Linked DNA regions of Mus musculus: region 2 is linked to region 1. Evidence: chromatin loops called from intact Hi-C (ENCODE). Cell type or tissue: left cerebral cortex. All regions are shown on one strand. Each heading gives the region's core, and the rest is flanking DNA. Links, peaks and the distances in the headings are about the cores only. Region 1 overlaps 9430015G10Rik (RIKEN cDNA 9430015G10 gene). Region 2 overlaps Agrn (agrin).

The links. Hi-C counts contacts between places; a loop is a spot of excess contacts. Peaks named below come from ENCODE experiments on the same cell type or tissue, not always from the same donor. Only the 100,000 strongest peaks of a DNase experiment are listed, where the experiment ranks them.
Region 2: a loop joins it to region 1, with 2.2 times the contacts of the local background. A loop is called at or near these places in 12 of 42 quality-filtered maps.

The regions. Positions count from the first base shown.
Region 1 is chr4:156,119,923-156,124,311 of GRCm38, forward strand. It overlaps 9430015G10Rik (RIKEN cDNA 9430015G10 gene), which reads left to right. Exons shown (of 10, transcript NM_177205.1): 5 at 2,011-2,106; 6 at 2,429-2,494; 7 at 3,613-3,747; 8 at 4,054-4,079; 9 at 4,170-4,200. Among named protein-coding and RNA genes, the nearest start is that of Rnf223, 8.4 kb to the right of the region's middle. In left cerebral cortex, for the core only: no CTCF peak of the experiment used is centred there; a DNase peak (open chromatin) is centred at 2,666.
Region 2 is chr4:156,172,974-156,177,362 of GRCm38, forward strand. It overlaps Agrn (agrin), which reads right to left. Exons shown (of 36, transcript NM_021604.3): 8 at 4,250-4,389; 9 at 3,983-4,177; 10 at 3,661-3,861; 11 at 3,431-3,579; 12 at 3,246-3,351; 13 at 2,127-2,243; 14 at 1,883-2,047; 15 at 1,598-1,741; 16 at 1,383-1,507; 17 at 1,204-1,309; 18 at 812-1,117; 19 at 570-707; 20 at 30-157. Among named protein-coding and RNA genes, the nearest start is that of Gm46878, 11 kb to the right of the region's middle. In left cerebral cortex, for the core only: no CTCF peak of the experiment used is centred there; no DNase peak of the experiment used is centred there.

The DNA.
Region 1 (4,389 bases), core at 234-4,233:
AGCATATGGAGTTGGAGCCAGAGTACTGCTCACTAGCACAGGATGACTCCACGACAGAGGACAGTCGAGCCTCAGTGCCAGCGTGCCAGAGGTAAAGTCTCTGACCCACAGAAGATTCTAGGAGGCCATAAAGGCAGGGCTTTCTGAAAGCAGCTAACAAGGTTCAGAGCTGGTGAGAGAAATCGAATAGGGGCACCCAGGAGATGAAGACCGAGGAGAGATGCCACCCACAATCTTGACCTGTCCTGAGGTAAGACTCCGGGCTGCCTTGTTTTAGATTAGATATCTGTCAAGGGGTACTCCTTGGCACATGTCCTGAGTTCCATTACACGCAAGACTACATAAATCCAGAGGGACTTCTCAGGGAAGCAAGCACCTCAAAACATTGGTCAGGTGTCATGTGAGAGAACATGGACAAAATGGTGAGGCTGGAGTAAGGTGAGGGTCAAGGATGGGTGTGGTGATAAATAGAAAAGGAGATTGTTCTGTGGTGAGCAGAGAAAATGTGAGGATGTCAAAGGCCTTCATCAACCCTCTAACCTAAAGTTATAGCAGTTGAACTTTCCTGGGTTTCTCTTTTAAAGTTCAAGATGGCTCCGAGCATAGGTACAAGAATGGAGATAACCAAGTTTGTGTAGGGAGGCACAGGAGCCTTCGGGTCTAGCACATGACTCTCTGGCCACCCTCTTTCCTTACATATAATTTAGCAGCCCAGCAGCAGCCCTTGGTAGACTCAGTTGTATCTCAACGCAGGAATTAGTAAAAGGGACGATTCTAGGGATGAGCTCACTTGTTTGTTTGTTTGTTTTATTTTTTGCCACCAGTTCTCACTATGCAGCTCTGGCCGCCTGGATCTCCTAGAGAACCGCCTGCCTTTGCCTCCCAAGGGCATGCACTATCGCTCCTCCTGAGCATTGCACTTTTTGTACTGGTTTTGTCTGGAGCACCCTATGTTCTTTGGTCTTGCCTTTAGTAGACACACATACTTCCAGTAAGATCTACTTGAGCCTTGAATTGATACGAGGAAGAGAGATCACTGTAGGAGACATGTAGGACTCCATGTTTGAGCAGGACTCTCCCACCCAAGTAGAACTGAGCAGTTGGACTTTGTTCCTGTGTGGTCATTTGCCCATAGCATTGTTAGAGCTAGAATGAGCTGATGTCCCTCCTAGACCACTTATCCATTGTCCTTGATACTGTCTCTGCCACCACAAAAAGGCTTCTGTCTCATCTCAGCCATCTGTTCAGATCAGATGTCGTAACATTCAATGTTAAGGTTCAGTGACCCACGGTTTAGCTGTATATGCTGCTCAATCTCCAGCTTTGGGTACTAGTACCCAATTAACATATATGGGACGTATCTGCTCATCGTCTATGTTGGGGATGTTAGAAGTAAAGGCATAAGATGGTCTTCAGGATGACCTCACCAGAGGGGAAGCAGCTATCCACAAATCGCTAGCCAGTGCAGGCTGGGTCACTCCAAGCGGGAAGGTATAGCTTTGGTCAGTACAAGTCTGGGATAGAAATTTGGCTTGATCCTGCTACATAGACCCTAGGAAATGGCACAGGGACAACAAACAAACCTATGTACACCTGCCCCGTGTAGAGACCCAAGTAAGGGCACAGTGCTGTACTTAGAGCTACACTCATACAGGTAGGCAGCTATCTTGTCTCCTGGAGGAAGTGGTTCTGGTAGATAGTCAAGACCTTCAAATGGGACCTATTAATTTTAGGTTTCTGTCCCAAGCACTTTAGAATAGTCTCCTGAGGCATCCAGTAAAATGAATGACTGGCTTAGTAACCGCCGGCCATAAGAACTTGGCTGAAAGCCGTATGCTTCCTGTCGAGTTTCCCGTTTCTGGAACTGGAGCTTGTGCCTCCATAGACTTCCACAACATGTTCGTGTTCTTGAGTTGAGAATTACCAATTCACAATACAGAAAAGCTTACAGAAGACACTGAGATGATCTTGACTGACTTTGGCTGAAAAATCCTGTCTCCTCTGGTGCAGGTTGCTACAGGCACTGGAATGCAGATGGGAGCGCTAGCTGTGTCCGGTGCTGGAATGGGACCCTCCCGACATACAATGGCTCTGAGTGTAGAATTCGTATGTCTTCTCCAAGCTATCTGCCCCAGTTCCCCCAGACAGACCTCACAGGGGTCCTCCTGTCCAATTTGGGGAGAAACCAAGGAACTACTGTAATTGTCTTCTCCAACTGCAAAGACAATACTCACTTGCCCAGGAGTATTGTTTATCAGTGAGCAGCCCCTTCCGTCCCTCCCTGAGTGTTCTGTTTACTGAGGACAGCTGTGGGTGTAACTACTCCTTGCCGTCTCATCTCTAAGATGTCCCTTTAGCACTATATGTGGAGGCCTCAGTAGGGTCGCAGGCATGGCCCAGGCCTCCCCTCAGTTCTGCTCTCCCACAGTCACTGGCCGGGGCGTGCAGCTTCCCATGAACAGGAGCACGGGGACACCTGGACAGCCACATTTTGGTAAGTCTCTTAGCTCATAAGTCCAGCACTGTGTTTCTGTCTGTGACCTGGGGCTGGGGCTGGGGCACATCAGTAGAGTTAGGACTGGTACCAGTGCCAGTCCTGAAGTCAAGTATTTTCTGTAAAGAACTCTGGTTAAGGAAGAGGTCTGGAGAGAGTCCAGCATCCCCTGGGACGAGGCTTATTTAGCTTGCGTGTGGGCATGTGTTGGGATGCCATCGGAGGAAGATACTTCATGGTCTCCAAAGAGCTTCAGTCATTTAGTAGCAGCCGTCACTGCTACTCACTTATGCTCAGCCTTTGCTTCATTTCATGTCCACCGTGACCTCCAGGCCTTGTGGATTGCATTGCTCCATCCCAATTTGCTCTTACAGGATGTAGGCCTCAGATGAGACTACAAACACATAGGCCATGCCTCCTGAGCTGTTTTCAAGGAAGGGGCAGGCCCTGTCACCTGATGCTTGAATCTCCAGGGCCTTCAGGCTCACCTTAGATGGAGGCCTCGGGAGTAAAGGGATGTGTCTGGGTTAGCAGTGTGGTCAGCCAGGCAAGAGAATGGTCTGGGCCTGATGCTGCTGGAGAGAATATGCCCAAGGCAGAGGAGCCCCATATGTCAGGGAGCTAGACTGAGCTCCAATAGAAGACTGCCTCTTCTGAGCTAACAGAGTCACTTTAGGGGCACGTCACTCTAACCTGGGCTCATCCTTCAACAGCAATGGACAGCACTTCCCATAGCTGGCAGTCACATTGTTCTGTCAACTACCAACCCCTTAGTATGTCTTGACCCCAAACACATGGAGATGAGCAGAAGGCAGCTGCATGTATCAGAAAGCAGGTGCAGTAGATGTGTCTGCTGCCAAGGCTGGAGGCTTTGACTGTCAGTCCAAGAGGCAGAGGCCAGTCTAATGGAGGGAGCCCAGGACCTGATTCTTCTGGAGCCAGGAATTATTCCTTGTCTTGTGATGTGTTGGGCTCATGGTGGCTCTGACCTGTGGCTGGCACCTAGTAGGGGCTCAGGTATGTTTGGGGAATAGTGAGCCCCAGGGGTTAGGCAAGGAGCACTGGATAGCCATTTCCCCAAACCCAGGCTCTCTTGGCAGCTGTTGGTTTGTCTGCAGGGGGTCCTCATGTGGCAGCTTCTCTCTTCCTGGGGACACTCTTCATCAGCACAGGCCTCATCCTCTCTGTGGCTGGATTCTTCTACCTCAAGCGCTCCAGCAAACTTCCTGAGGTTTTCTACAGGAGAGACAGAGGTACTTCCCTCTATGGTTGAATTTCTACCCGCCTAGCTTCACAGGTACTATGCAGAGTCTGACCCATGCCGGGCCTAGGGGCTCCCCAAGAGCTACAGAGCAGGCACAGGGACTGCACTGTGCTCAAAGCCATCGACCCAGAGCCTTGGATGTTGTTACAGCTGAGGCTGTGAGGCTGGGCCCCGCTGCTTAGAGTTCCCCAGGTAAGAAATGTGGCTGAGCAGCTGTCTAGGCTCAGGGTGCTTAGGGCACTCAGAGCTAAGGCAGCTGCTGGGCAGCAGAGTGACACTCCATTTTCTTCCCCAGCCCCTGTCCTGCAGCCTGGTGAGACAGTAAGTAACCTACCCGACTAGGCTGAAAACCTGGGTCGTGTGTTCCTGTACCAGGCCATCCAAGCCTCACTCTGCCTTTCTCTTTTCAAGGCTGCCATGGTCCCCCTGCCACAGTCTTCAGGTACAGGCTGCAGCGTGGTATGGGAGTTGGGTGGAAGGGTCTCACTGTGGGCCGTCTTCTAAGCCTACTCTATGGCTTTATCCCCACACATAAAGGTTCTTCTCTAGGACCTGACTATATGCCAAGTCAGCTGCTCCATCAGGCAGGGCAAAGGGCAGGTGTTGAGCAAGCGCTACTCTTCTTACCACC
Region 2 (4,389 bases), core at 201-4,200, 53 kb after region 1:
CTAAATGAACACCCCACAAACCCTCATACCGTGCTCTCAATGCTCCTTGCAGTCTCCCCAAACAACTCTGACTTGGGGTCAGCCATCTCTGGTGTGTAGAACAGTTCCTGTCCCTCGACCCCCTCAAGCTCCAGCACGCCCTGGAATGCCTTGGTAGCTGTGGGGGAGGGGCAGTGAGGCCCTGCCAATGCCATCTAAGCCTCCTGGGCAGCCACAGGAACAAGCCCAGAGCAAGCCATGTGGGGTGCAGGGCAGGGGGTGTTAGTCAGATGGTCATGGGGTTAGTAAGTGGGAACCCCAGGGTAGGGCTGGCGTCAGTTACCAGGCAATTCCTAGGAGCAGGTGCCCCAAGCTGGCTTGCAAGGAGAAAGATGGGTTAGGGTCCTTGGCACACATGCATAGTCAATGGCTGAAACCAGAGTGCATGTGTGTGCCAAATCTCTAATCCCCCCACACTCAAGTGCTGGAGCCAGAATACCATAACCTTATACCAACCTGCTGCCTGCCACAGGGTGAGGCCACACTCATGTCTATGCTGTCCTCAAGCCCTTTGCCTGCTGTTCACTCACCTGGACAGTTGGAGCCTTCTGAGTCCAGTGAGGGTGTCTTGCCATCTGAGCAGCAGCCCAAAGGTGAGTTGTAACAGGAAGCCCTCTCGATGGGTGGCCCGTGGGTCACCACAACGCTGCCCACCGGGGGCTCAAGTCCTGGGGAAACGCAGTCTAAGCCCAGCCCCGGGGAGGAGCCACTCTTGGGCTCTGCCCCCACATCACCCTCAAACCTGCCCACACATCCCTGAGGCCCTGCTCACCCCCAGACCCGCCCCCACTGGCCTCCTCATCGCCACTGAGCTCCTCATCGCCACTGCCGTTGGTGCTGCCAGATTCCCTGAAGATCGCTGTAGCAAGACTGGCCACATCAGAGGGTGTGGCTGCAGTGCTCCTGGGGGTGCCGACTACGGTCTGAGGTGATGTGGGTAATGGGGTGGGCCAATCATGGGCAGTAGTGCTGGGAGACAGAGGAAGGCTGCTGTGGGGAGACGCCAGTGTCCTGCTCAGGATATGCCTTGGGGTGGTCATAGATGCAGATGTAGGGGAAACCCCAGGAGCAACACTCTCTGCAAAAAGACGGATGTTAGGGGCTCGAGTCAGAACAGGGTCGGGTCCTTCTGGTTTGCTTTAGGCGGTTGCTCTAGGTCCTTACCCCGGCATGGACCAAGACTCTGAATGGAGATGTCCAGACGCTGGCGGCAGGCAATGGTCTTCAGCTGGCATTCATTGCCGTATGTGACACCATCTGATCCACAGACCTGGAGGCCAGGGAAAGCATGCTTGGGAAAGGCCTCCTTATCCCCGTCGCTCTCTACAGATTTCCCTCCTTACCTTGGTAGAGTTAGCCTCTGGACATGTGAGAGTTGGGCAGACACACTGGGCAAAACCAGCCTCCTCTACGCAGGAGGCGCCAAACTCACAGTGCATTTCCACACAAGTCACTGGTGTTGTGGGATCTGAGATAGGGATAAAAAATTCCTGTTAACTCAACTACTCCCACTCTCAGCATAGGGAGTCCTGGGGTCAGCACCAGTTCCGGCCCTCACCTGCTTCACAGCCAAGATGGCCCAGGGCTTGACCATCTGGACACTGCCCACACTTGGGACCAGCCACACCAGGTCTACAGGAACACAATCCAGTCATCTGCTCACAGTCATCTCTTACAGCACCCCGAGGGTCACAGCTGCAGGCTGGGGAGTGGGAGGGAAGAATTTATGGTTTGGACCTGGATACGTTTCCCAACCTGCCCCAGCCCTACCAGATACGGGTCGGGCCAAGCCATGATCAGTGATGGGTGGACAGGCAGGAATGCATGTAGTTCCATTACTCACGAGTGCAACCACTATGTCCATCGGTGACAATGCCACGGAAGTTCCAGAAGCCAGGCTCACAGCGATCACACCTGAGGCCTCCTACACCTGGTCGGCAGGAGCACTGCCCTGTGACTGGGTCACAAGTGCCGCTATAGGAGCCGTGTGGGTTGCAATGGCAGGTGCCTACAAGGGGAGAAAGCACTGGTCACTGGAACTGCACAGCTCTGCGAGACCACGGTCAGGGCTGGGCTCAAATACTCACTGGGACAGCCAGCCAAGCCCACACCCTGGGCAGCAGTGACATTGTCCTGGCAGCAGCCATAGGGGGTTTGGGCACAGTGTGGGGAGGCCATAGGTAGCAGTGGAGCCAAGGTAGGGCCTGAGGAAAGGTGCACAGTAGTTCGTATTTGATGTAGTGGTACTTGTTTACCCTAAACCCAGTCTTTCTGTGTCAGTGACTCCTACCACATGACCCTTTGCCATCAAATCCCACCAGGACCCGAAAATCTGAGGCTGTCCTGGGTGAAATCAAGATACCATATATAAAGACACACAGTAAACACAGAACCCCAAACCCATTAATCATACAAAGCCACATACACAGGTAGGGACATACGTCCACATGCACACATTATCAGAGCCACGGACATGCAGTACAAATATAAGGGTACACAAATATATAAAGACACATTAACATGTGTTCACTCACATTCCTCTAACACATTATTTACTGTGTGGATATATCTCTGTCCATGTACAAACACATACATCAGTGCACTCTCCTTTCTCCAGCCCCCACCCCCACCGCTTTTTCTGAGACAAGAGTTTCTCTGTGTAGCCCTAGCTGCCCTGGAGCTGGCTCTGTAGCTGACCTGACAGAGCTAATCTCAGAGATCCACCTGCCTCTGAGGTTAAACGCAGGTACCACCACTCCTAGCCTAGCAGCAATCTCTTCTACAAGGTTGCCAGTGCCTAGTGGGTGCTCCTCATGTTCACTGCTGCCTCCTTTGGGCACCTAATCTGGCCAAGAAAGGGAGTACTTGGTTTACACCTTTAATCCCAGCAACAAAGGAACATAAGCAGACATGAATTCAAGGCCAGCCTGATCCTGATCTACGTAGCTAGGTCTAGAACATCCACGACTATGTAGAGAAACCTTCCCTCAAAATAAGTAAAATAACAAAAAGAAAGCCTAAATAAATAAATAAATAAATAAATAAAAAGCCATTATCATCAATAATGATAAAAGTCACCATAGCGTGTGCACATACCCACAGCCTTCTATCTCTATGCCATGCACCACAGAACATACACGCACAGAGAAAGAGAGGCACAAATACAGAGGACACGCCACACAGAACACGCGGGATGTGCCACTCACCCCGGCAGGCTCCCTGAGCAGCGACGTACAGCTCTTGCCGCGCTTCACATCTGGCCTTCTTCAGATGGCACTCCGTGCTATAGGTGACTCCATCTGAGCCACACACCTGAGGAGTGGGGTCAACCTCAGCAACCTTGGCCCTCAGCGCACCCACCCTGGAACCATGGGAAAGTTGGGGTACTCACTGGGCTTTTAAGGACACTCTGGCAACTAAAGTCACAGACACACGGCCCGTCTTCTGAGTCCTCATCCCAGACACCACCATGCTGCCGACACAGCTCCTGCTCACACGCATTGTCTTCCCCAGACCCAGAGCCCCCTGAGCCACACTCAGCTGCAGGAAAACAGAGCGGTCACCATGAGGTCTCCTTCAGAGACTGGAATCTAGGGGTGCGCACCGGTTACCCGAGCTTACCCGGCTCACACGGCCCTGCACGGGCCTCCTCAATTTGTACCTGCTGCTGACAGGCAGCCTCTCGGAGCTCACAGGCACTGAGGTAGGTGACGCCATCACTGCCGCACACAGGGCCAGGTGGGGGGTGCTCACAACGGGGACATACACACTGTCCAGCTGAGCACACAGCCCCAAAGGTACAAACTGTTTCTCCACAGGTCTCTACAGGAGATGGTAAGAAGCAGAGTAAGCATGGAGCTTCCCCGATGGAGAGAGAGACTCATGGAGCTTCCCCGATGGAGAGAGAGACTCATGGAAGCCTATCCCTTCTGGTCCTACTCACGGCAGTGTCCGGCTGAGGCCACGTATAGGCTGATCTGGTGTGTACAGGCGTGGACATGCAGCTCACATTCACTAGCATATGTGTGTCCGTCAGAGCCACATACGGGCTGGGCTGACTCCACACACTCAGAGGGGCACACACAGCGTCCAGTCTCCACCTCGCACAAGGATCCAAACCGGCACTGCCCACATCGGTCTGGGGAAGAAGTTCTATCACCATGTTGACCAGAAGCCTCCTCCCAACCCAACCCACCGGCCCACCACTGACCACACGGTCCTCTGCGGGCCACTCGGATTTCCCGCCCAAGGGTACAGGCCATGGATTCCAGCTCGCACACACTGCCGTAAGTGACACCATCACTGCCGCACACAGGATCGTAGCCGCCCGAGCACACCCGCTGGCACTCG